2 separate regions of the Homo sapiens genome follow, and region 2 is linked to region 1. Evidence: chromatin contacts called from ENCODE Hi-C data. All regions are on one chromosome and are shown on one strand. The core of a region is the stretch at or near the end of the contact, and the rest is flanking DNA. Distances in the headings are between cores, read along the strand shown.

Region 1 (7,308 bases), core at 2,722-5,221:
CTGTGTTTTTACTAGTCTCAGAAATACCTTCTTCCATTGCAGAATCCTACAGTTCTCTTCTATTTGCAGTCCTCTCCCTTTGCCATAACAACTGCCAGCACATGTGGTTGCCATGGCAAGCAGAGGAGGCATTATTAAGAAAGATAAGAGCTAAGACCTTACCTTATAATTCAACCTTGGTAGTTTATTTTTTCTCTTGAGTTCTTCATATTTTATGACCTACTTCATTTGCCCGTGAATTCCAAATGGTTTCCAGATGCATCTGGACTTTATCAGATATCTGGGCAACAAAGGTACTCTTTGGCTCTTTCCTGGTATTCAGCAGCAATAGAGAAAACAAGCACCAATACTACAGAATCTCTAGGCCAATTAAGAAAATGGGATGTAAAATTATTCTAAGACAAAAGAGCTAGACTGGCTCTCTAAAAGGTTAGAAAAGAGTTTAATAATATAAAAACAAATAAGAAAACTACATGTATTAATAAAGATTTAACTCCAGATTCAAATAAGGAATTCCAAATTGCTCCCCAAATTCCAATGAAAAGCACTCTGACCATTTGAATATGTCAGTTGTCAGCTCTCTTAATGAAATAAAATAGCAACCATACAACAAGGCTGGTACTGTAGCATCCGCCTTACTGGTAAGAAAACTCCAGTTCAGAATAATCAAATTCCTTGCCCAAGATTGTCCCAGGTAACAAACAACAGACACAGCTCTTTTGACCTTGAGTCTGGCACACTTTACAGCATTTTATGCTGCCTCAGCAGTATTTTTCTTCATAGATTAATTATTTCCATTTGGTACAAGGTGGTCTTTTCCCAGTTTGAGTGGCATGAACAATATTTTCTGTTGCAAAACCATCCCTGGGGATGCTTCCTCAATGTGGAGCTGTGATATTGCACTCCCCATCCAAGCCCCTCTGAGTGCAGCCAGAAGGCACCCTTAGCCTTGCACACTTCGCTGAAAGTGAGAAGTTGTTCTTAGGCTTGCTGCACATCATAAACACCTGTGAAGGTCTAAAAATGGCAACTTCTTAGCCCTAACCGCTGAGATTAAAATTTAATTGGTCCAGAGTGTAACTTGGGCCTCAGGCGCCCTAAAAGCTCCCCAGGTAATTTTATTATGAGGCAAAGTTATAGAACCACAGATCTAAAACTTTAAAGGCACCTTAGGTTCTGTAATAGGTACCTTTATACTGAGCAATGCATTAGAATCACTTGGACAGACAGTAAAATACGTATTTCCAGGTCCCATCCTGGAAATACAGGGGTAGGAATCATGGGTAGAAATCCCATGATTCTGACGTAGTCAACAGTTGGCATTTTGCAAACTGCTGATTTTGGACGCCTAAAACATGGACAGATTAGAGAAATGGACTATTGCAAACTTTGGGAATCACCGGAATCCTCTTTTAACTACCAGAGCCTCTAAGGAGGCTTATTTCTGAAACTTAGTACCAATTATACATCCTTCAGTCATCACGATTTAGCAACTCTTACAGAAAGAGAACAGAAAAGAAGAAGATGAGTCCAGGCTCAGACAGGTGCACAGAGTCGGTGCTGGGGAGGTGAGGGGGCACCTGATGGCTTTTGTTTTTCTAACGAAATGAGAGGCAATGCCATCTGTGGGCAGCATGTGAGGGGAGTGGTGCAGAGGGGAATTATGGGTGATGAGCTTGAATAGAAAAACAAAGGTCTAAAATAGTTAGTGCAGAGAGTGGGATAATGAGCTTAGTAGAGGAAAACCGGTAGGATTTCTTAGAATTTTTGAGTGAGAATTGAAATTCTTAATTATGAATGTATGAAGATGATATTATACTCTTTTGTCTTTTTCTAAACATTCTATACTGGTGTTCACCTTCACAGATAAAGGCATGAAGACTATATGTGAATCTAACCAAGATTAGTGTTTTGAAAAACAAATGGAAGGAAACAGCAAGCATGCAAGAGAAATGACGGTCTTTCTAAAGGGAAAGTTATTTTCAAAAGATGTAGTAGATTGAACTATTGCTTCTTCATATTCACTCTGCTTTCTTGTAAAAGAATTATATACAGTTGCACCATGCACGGGATTTGTAGTGTCTCCCATTGGAGAAGTATGTATCCTCACCCAGATGACATCAAGCTTGTTTGTGTGACTTGCTTTGGCCAATGGCATGTAAATGAATGTGGCATGTATCACATCTAAGCCAAAGCATTGAGAGTCGTGTTTTGCCAGCCATATCATTTGCTTTTCCACCCTTTGGGAAACGGTTGAGTTTCTACTCACACTGCCTCTGATCCTTTAAGCCAGAAGATCAAAGCTATCTTCATCCAACGTGGAGTAGCTGATAAGGCAAGCTACAGTTGGCCCAGCACTGTTTGGGGTAATAAACGTGAACCTTCTGATTTGCTTTGGGGCTATTGTTATTTCAACTTTGTTTCCACTTACCCAAAACTTCTTATTCCATTAGCCCATCCTAACTCAGTCTTTTACCCTTTGGACTTGATGTTAGTATTTTGTACCTTGCTGCTTGAGCTTGACTCTCGGCTCCAATGAATGCCTCAGGGACTTTTCTGGAAATTTTCCTGGCCTTCTCTTCTTCCAACCTGTCCAGCTATTCCTGCACTGTCTGGACCCACAAGCTCAGAGAAAGGGCAGATTTGAACAGTTCCTGTTCTGAGGAATGCTCAAGGGGGACTGATTGTTCCTGATTGCAAAGGCTACGTAGTAGGTTGTGCCTCCTCCTCAATTTAACTAGACACAGAAGATGATACTCAGGGCCCTTAAGGAGGTCATTCCAATCTGGAGAAGCTGGTTCTAATGAGATCCAGTAGCCAAGAAAGAAACTTGTATCAGCCAATTCAAGTGGCTTCTGCCACAAACGTAGCATAGATTTTCCTTGAAAATCTAGGTGCATTGTTTTCTAAAGGTCTTCTTTTGAGCTCAAGACATTCAGGCTGTACTATTATGCATATAGCTTAGAAATATGATTTTAAAATAAATTAAAGCCTAAATATTGTTGGAGATATGAGAAGTGTTGCAGACTGAGTTGTTATAAAAGATGTTGCAAACAAATTGTATCCTTTGAAGTCCTAACCCCTGATGCGACAGTGTTTGCAGATGGGACCTTGGGGAAATAAGTAGGTTTAGATGAGGTCCTGGGCTCTGGTCCAATGGAAGAAACACCTGAACATTTTCTCTGTGTGTGTGTGTGTGTGTGTGTGTGTGCCTGCATGCACCAAGGATGTCACAAAAAGGTGCCCATCTACAAAACAAGAAGGAGGCCCTGACAGAGAACAAATTGGCTAGCAACTCGATCTTGAATTTCCCAGCCTCTGGAAGTGTGAGAAATAAATTTCTGTTGTTTAAGCCACCCATTGTATAGTATTTTGGTATGGTGACCCAAGCCGACTAACACAAAAGGTAAAAAGAAAAAAATATGTTTTCTATGACAAATCTGACTCAATTTTCAATATTCCCACTTACTAGAATTTTGTGAAAATCTTTTGGTTTACAATATTTCCTATTTAGGAAACAGTATACCTAAGCTCAGTCATATTTTACTGCCTTCATTCATCACCTGTTCTTAATGAAAAAGAAATTTAAGTAAGTGAATGATGAGATGGATCAAATTATTCTCTAGAGCTCTAGAGGGTGTTTCATGCTCCCTAGATGGTTTATAAATTCTTGAACATTTGTATACAAATTGATCAAACATGCAAATCAGTAATCTGGGACTGAAAAGACAGAAATGATCTTGGAAATTGCATTTAGGAAAAAAAATTACAGTATCGTGTTGGTAGACACAAAAGAACTTTGATGAAAGCAGCTGTTAAATTGTTAATTTAACAAAAAGATGGAGCTGATGATTCAAAAATGATCAACTAGGTTGCAGATATTCTGCACTCTGAATAGCATAGGCTGCACAGCATTCAACCCTCTCCTCTGCTGTAATTTGAGGCTGCATTCTATCTGCATTAGCAGAACTGTTAATAAATCACATGAGCAAGAAATGAGGAACTGAAAATCTGCAGGTGTTTGATAATGCCTCAAATATCTTCACCACATGTTTCAGAGGAGTCATGTGAGTTCAGAAACATGACTTGGTGATTACTCACTGTATTGCTCTGGCTGCAGTCTAGCTAACTTCTACGGGATACATTTAAATACAGGTTAGGGTCACTATGATGTTTTCTCCCGTCTAGCCCTCAGGACTGGCTTCGATCCTTTGTGTACAGTAGATATCGGTACCCATTGGTCAACTCATGGTTCCTTTGCCATGGAACATTTTTTTCCTTGACAAATCCAGATTTGTTCTCATTCTGTCCCTCTCTCTCTATCCCACCTCTCTCTCTCTCTCTCTCTCACACACACACACACACACACAAAGATATTTTAACTGTGAATAGAACAGTAAAAGAGAAAAGTTGTGCTTACGTAGTCTCTAGGTTTGATATAAGCGTTATTATCCAAAGGACGATTCTTAGTGTTATAATTGAGAAAGTATGAGCTGAAGTCTGTAACTAAAACATGAACTCAAGGTTTGGCATCTACTAGTAACTGATTGGACACCAAAAATTAAAGGACTTACCAGAACCAGTCTTATAAGGCAGGTATTGTTCTCTATAAGAAATCTGCAGGACAGGGGATGTGACAGCCTTTGAGATGTAAGTCTCAAATTCTGGGAGCCTTTGACATGGCGTCTGATGCATCTTGATATCCTAGAAACAAAGCCTTTAAAAGGGCAGAGGTGAGCTGATCATCAAGCACATGTGATCTGACGTTCAGGACAATATTCTTTATTCTAATTCAAATCAACTCCTTGATTTTATTTTTCTTTCCTTCTTAAATGCTTTTCTTTCTCAAATCAATTTTTAAATAGAGAAAATTCAACCTTGTTCTATAAGTATGTTTCCCAGGTGTGTTTTATTTAATTCTGTGCAAAAGATCAAGGGAAGAAAGAACCCTTGATACTCTCCTGAAAATATAAATATACACTCATTAGCACTTTTGACAAGATGGTTCATACAGTGCTTTCAGCCCAATAAGGAGACATCATTGTAACAGTAGCACAGGGCTCTCCCTGCATTTGTGTAGAAAGGACAATAGCCAAGTAATTAGTTTTAAGAGAAGACTCAAGATTCCACTTGTCCACAGATATTCCCACCAAAAAGTAGGACTTGGCCCAAAACTTTACTCTTAGAAAAAAAAAATATTCTGAGTTACAATAGATTCAGTTAGGAAAAAGTTATTGGCAGAGAACCCTCTGAATTACCTGGAGGTGGAAGGAGGAACCCCCATTCTTACCCCACTAGTCCAGTTTTTCCAACAGAACACATGTATAGACCTCTGCAAGTATTCTCAAGTATATCTGATTCAACTAGCCATTTTCCTGGTGGCATGACATTTATGAAACAGCAGGTGAAAGGCAAACATACACAACTCCAAGAATACCTCATCAGGCAGAGTGATGACTGTGAAGAAGTGAGTAGAGGCCCAGGATTCAGGGGAAATTTTCTTAAGAACAAAATCCAGGCCCTATCACCTACTCTTGTACACTTATCTTCCTAAGCCTCAATTTCGTCATTTGTGTAATGAGAATAAGAATCGCCTTTACCTTACAAAGTGGTTGTGAGAATTAGATCACACATGTCAAGTGCGTATTGCAAAATAAATATCCATCCAAATATTCTCTATGTCTGTCTGTCTGTCTGTCTATCACTATCTATCTGTCTATCTATCTATCTGTCTATCTATCTATCTATCTGTCTATCTATCTATCTATCTATCTATCTATCTATCTATCTATCTATCTATAGTATTTAGGTCTCCCGTAAACAAATGCAAGAATAAGATAGTGACAATCTAGCCTTAAAAAGCAAGGGTTTTATTGAAATCAAAATCATTTTGATTTAACTGAATTATATGACTTTAAAAGTAGCCATATATACATTGGTAGTATTACTAGCATCACTAGAAGAATTACATAAAAATGATAGCAATGATAGTTCCATTTATTTTAGCTACACATATTGCCTCAGATTATTAGATCCAATTTTGAATTCTGTTTACTAAGATATATTTAACAGGTATCTTCATATCTTCATATCTATCTATCTATTACCTGTCTATCTATTTATCTATCTATCTACACACACACATATAGTTATAGATGAATGCTCAGAGAAGAGCAATCTGGATAATTACATTTAAAAGCTAAAAATGAAGAAACTTGCATTAAGGAGAATGGTATAGAAAAAAAATACTCAGAAGCACAATATAATTATCTTCAAATATTTGTTAGACTGACACGAGAAAATGCTTAGGAAAACTGTGAAGGGCTTTATGGAGTAAACAATCTGTTAGAAGCTGAGGAAAGCAGAAATAATCACAAAATTTGAGAACATTTCTAATATTTGGAAATATTCAAGATAATACAAGATGTCTTGCAAAATATGAAACCTGTTTATTCAATAAAAACTTACTAGTTGCATAGTCTACTCAAGGCACCAGTTTAGATATTATAAGGATTCAATAGATCTATACAATATTGTTTCTGTCCTTAATAAGCTAATAATCTTGAAGCCAAAATGGTTACTGGGTAATCATGTGATATAGCAAAGTAGAAAGAATGTGCTACAAGAGTGGAAAGGAAAATGTTGCTGCTCTCCTCATTAAGATGGTGTATTTCTTTCCCTATTCCCAAAAAGAAAAGTCTCTGAAGTTTAGATCAGAATGAAACATTTTAGTTTGGATAGAAAGAGATAAAAGATGAAGTCAGATTTAAGAATAAGACTCAACAATTAACAGGAATAGAAGAAAGATAAGTATTTTCTATCCTACATTGTTCAGTCTGCATTTTCAAAGAATGCCGTTAAAAGGATGTAATTAGGGGTAATGAGGTGCAAAATTTCATGTATAAAAAATGATCTTGTTAAGGGCAGTTTAGGCAGATAGTGCAGCTAAAAAATGAATTTTAACTCTCTACTAACTCTATGCCAATATTATATATCCCTGACTTTTCTCTATATCAAATTCCAGTAGAATTTTTTTAAGTCAGAAATTTAAATGAATCTGGTATACAAATCTCCTTTTGATTAAAATTATTTGAGTTTTTTTTTTCATTTAAAAGTGGGAAAATCTTATCACAGTCTTGAATAATAAAATGCCTTTTGTTCAGCTCTCATTGATTAGTCATCTTCTTACCCACATTGATCAAATTCAGGAGTCTGGACAAAGTGTCTATTACAGAGATGCTTTCCTTCCTAACAGAGGTTAGGAAGGTAGTTGGTCTGAGTACATCTCTGCAGTTGAGTCCCTCTGTT
Region 2 (7,308 bases), core at 3,093-5,592, 1.9 Mb after region 1:
CTCTCCGTTTTGGCCCAGGCAATTAAACAGAAACACAAAAACTGCCCCCACAATTGCCTAATTGCAGGTGCAATCAGTAACTGGCAGGTGCAATTAGACAGGAACCTCATTCAGGAGCTGTGAGTGACAGATTAGTCAATTATTCAATAGTAGACACAATGATTTTCACATGCAGTTTTGTATTCAAAGCTACTCATAGACTTTAAAATTGATAAATGATGGGTAAGACTCATGAAAAAAGTCTTTCCCAAACTAATTGTCTATCATTACCAAAGAAGAGACTGATTTGATTCTTGACCTCATCTATGAACTTGAGTCAACAAAAGAGAACAGTCCAATCCCTGGCTTAACCCAAATTTCTTAAGAATCCTTTGAAGAATGAGAAATTCAGGATCGTCTTAGACCTTCTAAGGCCTCTCCTCACCTTAGCAGATCTTTAATACTCTTTCTGTCAAAGCACATGACATTGGAGTCAATCTAAAACTTGCCCTGCATGAATCATTTATTCAGCAAAAATTGTGAAGAACCATCTCTGTATCAGGGACTGAGATATGAGTGATAGGACATGATCTCTGCCAAGAGGTAATGAGATGCAATAATTGAAGAGATGTGAGGGCAGAGACAGAAGAGAAGGAACCCCACCCCGCCTAGAGTAGACTGGCAGACTCCATGGGATAGGAGCAGGCATTGGACAGAGTCAAACAACAGGCTTCAATGCAAAGGGGTATATATTTATGTGAGAGTATAATCACCTGTCAATCATCAGGGATAAAATGCCATCTAATAATAGCATATTCCGTTTCACAAATTAAAATGAATAATTCTTCTTTAAAAGGATGATTCTACTACATTGATTAGGGTAAACTAAACGCTTTACTAAATATACCTAAACATAGTTTTGACTCAAATGCCACAGAAATCCATTTAACAAGATAATAGATTTCAAGTCAAATAATCAATAATTTTATCAAGTATAAAAACACTACATACCATAAGTGAAAGACAAAGATCATCAGCCTGAATTTACAAAAAGCACAATCCAACTATATGCTGCTTATAAGAAACATACGTAAGTATAAAAAAACAGAAAGTTTCAAATAAACAAATGGAAAAAAATATACCATGTAAACATTAATTTTAAAAAAGCTATTCTAATCACAGAAATACCAAAGGGTACATTTCATTATGACAACAGGATCAATCCAACGAGAAGACATAACAACCCTAAATGTGAACACACATAATAATATAACCTCAAAATATATAAATTTAAGAATTGGTAGAACTAAAGGCAAAATAAATGAATTCACAATCACAGTTAAAGACCGTGAAACACACCCCAGTAACTGATGAAACAAGCAGCCATAAATATCAGTAGAGACACTGGAAATATGAACAATACAAAAACATGTGATGTAATTAGCATGCATAGAACACTACACCCAACAACTAAAAATACACGTTCTTTTCAAGTGCACTTATTCTAGGGCTAGCTATGACCTACTACTGAGGCATGACGCATTTGGTATCTCTGAATGCCCCAAGCATTCAGTGAGGCCTACTGACTTTGGCTAGATAGAATCTGAACATCTCCCAGACCTATGCCAGCTCTAGGAATCACAGACTTTACATCTTCCCTGTCCTTCTTGCCTGGCATCATGGAATTTCATCCTCTGCATGTTCACTTTAGTGATCAGCAAGGGAACCAAGAGAAAACCAGCACAGATCTCTGGCACTCTTTCCCTGCATGGCTCCTTCTAGTACCCTGTCCCACCAGTTCCAGCATCTCCACCACCTTGAGCCCTGGTCTCTGTCTTCTCAGCTCAGCAACACCACCATTCTCTGCCTGGAATCCTCTCCCTACACTGAGGTTGAGAAAGTGCTTCCAGGCGGGAATCCATGGCTGTTGGTTCACCTCATTTGTTTCCGTTACCTGCAGTCTATACTCCAGGGTCTGACAACAGTTGTTTCATAGAGTTGATTCAATTTTCTACTTGTTTAGAGCAGAATAGTAAGTTTGGGCCCCATTATTTCACTATGGCTGCCTGGGTTTTTTTAATCCCTTTAAAATATTTTATTGATCATTGATGTGTATGGGCTCACTAAACAATTTTGATAGAAGCATTTTTGTCCAGTTTCACCATTCTAGTACTGTTCATTTTTTATATTGCTGAGAATATACTTCATCTTTGTGATGCCATATACAGATCAGCTCACACAAAGTCATTAGGCTATGAAGGGCAGAAATCTTAGAATCTTGCAGTAGTTGAATTCAGATCTAAAAGGGTACTTAAAAGGTCTATTCCAACCCCTCATTTTCAAAAGTGAAGTAGTAGAAACTGACTAATTGTTCATTGAATCTGTTTCCCCTTCTTCCTGGCCAAAACTAGTATGTATTCACCAGCCTGATGTGCAATTAAGTATGGCCATGTTACTCATTGCAGCCAATGAAATGTGAACAGATTCTTCAATTCTTTCTTCATCTACCAGCTCGATTACTGAATGACCATGTGGAAGTCTGGAGAGCAATAAGAACACCCAACTGGCCTTTGTACAAATAGGCATCCTATCTACTTTTAAAGTGTGAAACCACTGGGAGTTGGCAGCTGCTCTTACCTTCATAGATGCATAAATGGGAACTGATGCCCAGAAGGGAAAATGACAGAGTCCATCAGTCTAAGATACTTTTCACACCCAAACTGTTTCCATATTAATTCTATAGCAAGGGCCAAGACCAGGCCTGATGTGTTGTTGAATCATTTTTCAGTACCTACAATAGTGCCTCTTCTTTTTCTTTTCTTTTTTGAGATGGAGTCTCATTCTGTCACCCAGGCTGGAGTGCAGTGGTGCAATCTCAGCTCACTGCAACCTTCACCTCCCGGGTTCAAGCGATTCTCCTGCCTCAGCCTCCCGAGTAGCTGGGACTACAGGCATGTGCCACCATGCCCATCTAATTTTTGTATTTTTAGTAGAGACAGGGTTTCACCATGTTGATCAGGCTGGTCTTGAACTCCTGACCTCTGATGATCCGCCCGCCTCGGTCTCCCAAAATTCTAGGATTACAGGCGTGAGCCACTGCGCCCAGCCAATGGTGCCTTCTTAATGTAGCTTTTCAATTTTTATATACTATATGCCAGTAGAATATGATGAAGGGAAAAAGGCTCATTCCCTTTCCGTATGCCCTAAAATAGCAGGGCCCAATCAGTAAATACCTTCATAACGTTTACCCCAAACATATCTGGCCAAGCACATGAAAGGGAAAAAGATCTTCATCAGAAATTGTAATCCAGAGTAGGCTGGGGGACTTTTTATAGTAGTGGCTATTTGCCCAGGAATTTTTAAAGAAGGGTAAATTATGAAGCTGAGCGAGTAATCAAGTACACCTTCATCTGAAGATTTAAATACCCATAGGTAGTACTCTGTGCAGAACTCACAGATGCCAAAAGTCAATTGTCTCTACCAGATAAGGACCTTGGTCATGTAACTTAGCCTCTGTGCAGCTATCAACTGGTTGCCCTTCAACTCCAAATCCACCTTTCTTTGACCTGCTTTGTAATACTCTAAGACTCGGCGTTGCCCTCTGAATAATGGGACATGACATTGACACTTGCTTTCTCTATGTCAAAGAATTCCTTGAGGATCAAACACAGCTGGGCACCAACGCACTGCATATGGTGTCAACAAATCACCTCTGTGTTATTATCATCAGCACACTCGCCCCAATCCTGGGGAACTATTTCATGTCAATACTTCTCTCACAAGAGGGAATTTCTGTCCCGGAAACATGTCAGCCCTGATGACACACAGTCATATGGAAATAGGAAGCTAACAAGCATTTCTCCTCTCTCCAGTCAAAGCAGCTGTTTCTACACCCTTCTGCTTTTGCACCTGCCCCCAGTGCTGTAAGTTCTATGGAAATTCCACCCTGGTGTCAGCTCCACACTGAGAGGAAGGAAGGAAACTCTTCCTCAGGTCCCTCTGACCACTGTGGGAACCAGTGGTCATCAGGGTTGAAATGTTTCCATGTTCAGGGGATGTAGGATGGTTTTCTCTCCCTCTTCTTTTATTGAAATAAGCTCTCAAGTCCTGTCATGAAAAGGTAAAGCTTTCCTTTACAGGTAAAGTCCTGCAAGACAGGGCTTGAGAGCAGCACCATTTCTGAGGCTATTTATACACCCACAGTGCCCAAGGGTCAGGTGCGGCCATGAGCATAAAGCCAAACGACTGAGCTCTGACAAGGCTGACTGATCACTCTCCGCAGATTAGTTATTTTCAAGGCAAAGAAGTGCAGGTGCATGGCTTCCTGCAACTGAAATGACTTGCCCAGTGAAGACAATGCAGGCACATACGTCGTGCTTCTCTGACACAGCCAGTACAGTGCAGAGAAAGTCTCTAACCACAAGCTGACCAGGCTGTGGCCTTGTGGCCCCGGAGTCCCAGTCTCCCTGCCAAAGCCCAGATTCATGGACCCCACGCAAAAAACAGGTGTGAGGCAGTGAGGGCGGTGAAATGGTCTCTATTGTTTTTATAATAATCTCTTCTCGTTTTCTATACGGCAGCTTTCATTCAGTCCATTAAATGCAATTTCCTGGCATCACCCAAGCTTGAAAGGCCAGATCAAAAGTACAGAGTGTCCCAGCTGTGTGGTCCTCGTTCAGACCGAACATTAACCACAGCCCTTGCAGATGATTTATTCCATTGGAGACATGGAGACACCCTGTGTGCTTCCTCTCTATGGGATTGGCTTTATTGTTCTCCCGGCACTCCAGTTGTGCAGACATTTCCTTCATGTGCTCGTCTCTCCTACAACAAAACAATTTTGCCCCTCCTTTGATTTTACACCTGTAGGGCACATAAATGGGGAGGACCTTGTGGAGCTGGGAGAGCCCATATAGCTCTGACAGACAGACAGACACACTGCCTGCCTCTGTGAAGAAAGTCCCTTTCAACCTCATGTTTTGGGAAATGTAGTAACTCAGAAAGCTGAATTCTGTGCCAATGATCACATTTTAAGATTATATTTAAGGAACCTAAAAGGGAAGATGCAATATGCTTGGTACACAATAGGTGATAAATAAATAGCAATAGTCAAAGTAATGGGGAAGGGCAGGGTGCAGTGGCTCATGCCTGTAATCCCAGCACTTTCGGAGACTGAGGTGAGTGGATTACTTGAGCCCAGGAGTTTGAGACTAGCCTGGGCAATATAGTGAGATGTCATCTCTACAAAAAATTTTAAAATTAGCCAGGCCTGGTGATGTTTGCCTATAGTCCTATCTGCTCGGGAGGCTGAGGCGGGAAGATGGCTTGAGCAAGGAGGATGAAAGTTGCAGTGAGCAGAGATCGTGCACTGCACTCCAACCTGAGAGAGAGAGTGAGACCCTGTCCCAAAACAAACAACAAAACAAAAAACAGGAAAAAAGGTAACGGGCGTTAGAGGAGCATGAGGGCTGAACCAAGGGCCCTGACTGTGACTGCAGCATTGGGCGATGGCCCCTAGCTTCGTTAGAGCCCAGAATCAGTGTTTGTTTATCTTTTAAGTTCATAATCACACTCATCTTTAACATTTTCTTACACCCATAAAGAGGTGGCAGAGGAAAGAGCACTGGACTAAGGGACCAAGTCTAAGGTCCTGTTGCTTTTCCTCCTTAATCAGCTCAAGTCATCTACCCGCTCTGGTCCCTGTCTGTTAAGATCAGGAAGGATAACCCTGACCTCCTACTTCCCAAGGGTTGTGGCAAAAACTAAATGAGACCAGGAAAAAAAAAAAAAAAGGCTTCAAGAAAGGTAAAAACAGTAAGTGGAAAAAGTTGTTTTTATCTATTAAACAAGATAACTAAAAAGTGTAACGAATCGTTTGGCAAAATCTGAATTAGCTCCAGAATCAGAGCTCTCCATGAGGACAATTGCTTTTCCCCTTCAAACACTTGCATGTGGCTATTTCAGCTTTATGGCCCTTGTATGTGGCTACTTCCCTATGACAAAGCCAACCACTCATAGGTAGAACTGCTCCATAAGCAGGCTGTCCATCTTTCCATTTGAGTTTTCCTTGAAGGAAATCAAACCATTTTATCCCATACTTTGAAATGGCTGCTGCAGGGCAGGCAGACTGAGGTGGGGGAAACTTGCATCTGTAGAGAATCTCCAGTGATGTAGCCAGGCCTTCTCTTTCTAGGTCTTTCCTGGATCTAGGAGAAAAACTGAGAGTCTGTCACCTTTAAAAGCCTGAAAAGAAGCAGCATCTACTCTCTCTGAGGGCTACTACCTGAGAGGCTTTGTCTACATACTAAGGTCACCTTTGCCACCCAGGCGTCTTCCTTTTCCTTCTCACAATCTGTCTTTCCACTAAATCCTAATTTACCACCATAACCTGTTTGGGGCCATGCTCTGAGTCCACATTCTTTTTGCAACCTCAGGAAGCTTCTGTACCTCATCTGGGCTTGGGGCTTCATTCTGAAGTTTCCCGTGTATACATGTGACATAAATGTGTACGCTTTTTCTCCTGTTAATCTGCCTCATGGTAGTGATTTTTCTGCAAACCTTTAGGGGGACAACCCTTGAGCCCCACACCCTCCTGGAATTTTCTACCTCCAGAATCAGGTAAACTGCATCCTCTTCCTCCAGTCTGACTCTTTAGTAACAACTAAAGCTTACCAAGATTTGGCTGCCAAGAAACCTCTGCATTTCTGTGGAGTTTCTTGAAGACCCTACTATCAGCAGAACGCATAGGAATGGGGTTATAATGGTAGACCAACAGGCAGTAGGGCAGATATTTTGGCTAGATGAACTGCCCTCTATTCATTCGTGCTCTCAGCAACCTGCTCCTCCTCCAAGAACTCTGAATACAGCCTCATTTCAGGAGAAACTCATTTTCAGGAGTTTTGCTGCTGTCACAAAAACTACTGTCATCTGAAACATTCATAAATAGATTTGCCTGCAATTAAGCGACATGAAATAAATGGTGAGGCCAATGATACCAAGAGAAGAGAAGATGTCATCTGTTTGTTAGTTTTTTTAAACCAATGAAGCCAAAGCTTTGGAATGCCCAAGTAAAAATTCAGTGTGTGCAGTGGAAGGCAGCATGACCCAGTTCTCAAACTTTCTTTGCTCAAAGTGCCCTAGCATCTCTGTAATTTGTTCACAGTGCCCTTGTGCCAAAAGAAATTTCTAATGGTTCCCCTTATTAAGTACTTCTTCGGTTATAAGCGTGTATGTCCTAGGAAGCTAGAAGCCATTTGAAAAATAAGACACAAATTGAAAGAAAAGAGGCCATTTTTATTTCATTCTAAAATAGTTATTTACTAATAGCTG

The links. Hi-C counts contacts between places; a loop is a spot of excess contacts on that map. Pooled maps may share reads with other maps.
Region 2: a loop to region 1 is called in a map with no recorded cell type, with 10 times the contacts of the local background. The contact joins two enhancer-like sites. A Hi-C loop is called at or near these places in 2 of 37 single-sample maps with no recorded cell type and 2 of 50 pooled maps.

What each region holds. Positions count from the first base shown.
Region 1 is chr2:6,341,705-6,349,012 of GRCh38, forward strand. No RefSeq gene overlaps it. Among named protein-coding and RNA genes, the nearest start is that of LINC01247, 30 kb to the right of the region's middle. RefSeq lists enhancers at 3,966-4,015, 4,496-4,545. Within about 2 kb of position 3,972, at least 2 of the 41 ENCODE cell types and tissues checked have a DNase peak (open chromatin) inside an H3K27ac peak, as active enhancers do.
Region 2 is chr2:8,230,614-8,237,921 of GRCh38, forward strand. The region is part of intron 7 of LINC00299 (long intergenic non-protein coding RNA 299); the gene reads right to left. Among named protein-coding and RNA genes, the nearest start is that of LINC00299, 94 kb to the right of the region's middle. Within about 2 kb of position 4,343, at least 4 of the 41 ENCODE cell types and tissues checked have a DNase peak (open chromatin) inside an H3K27ac peak, as active enhancers do.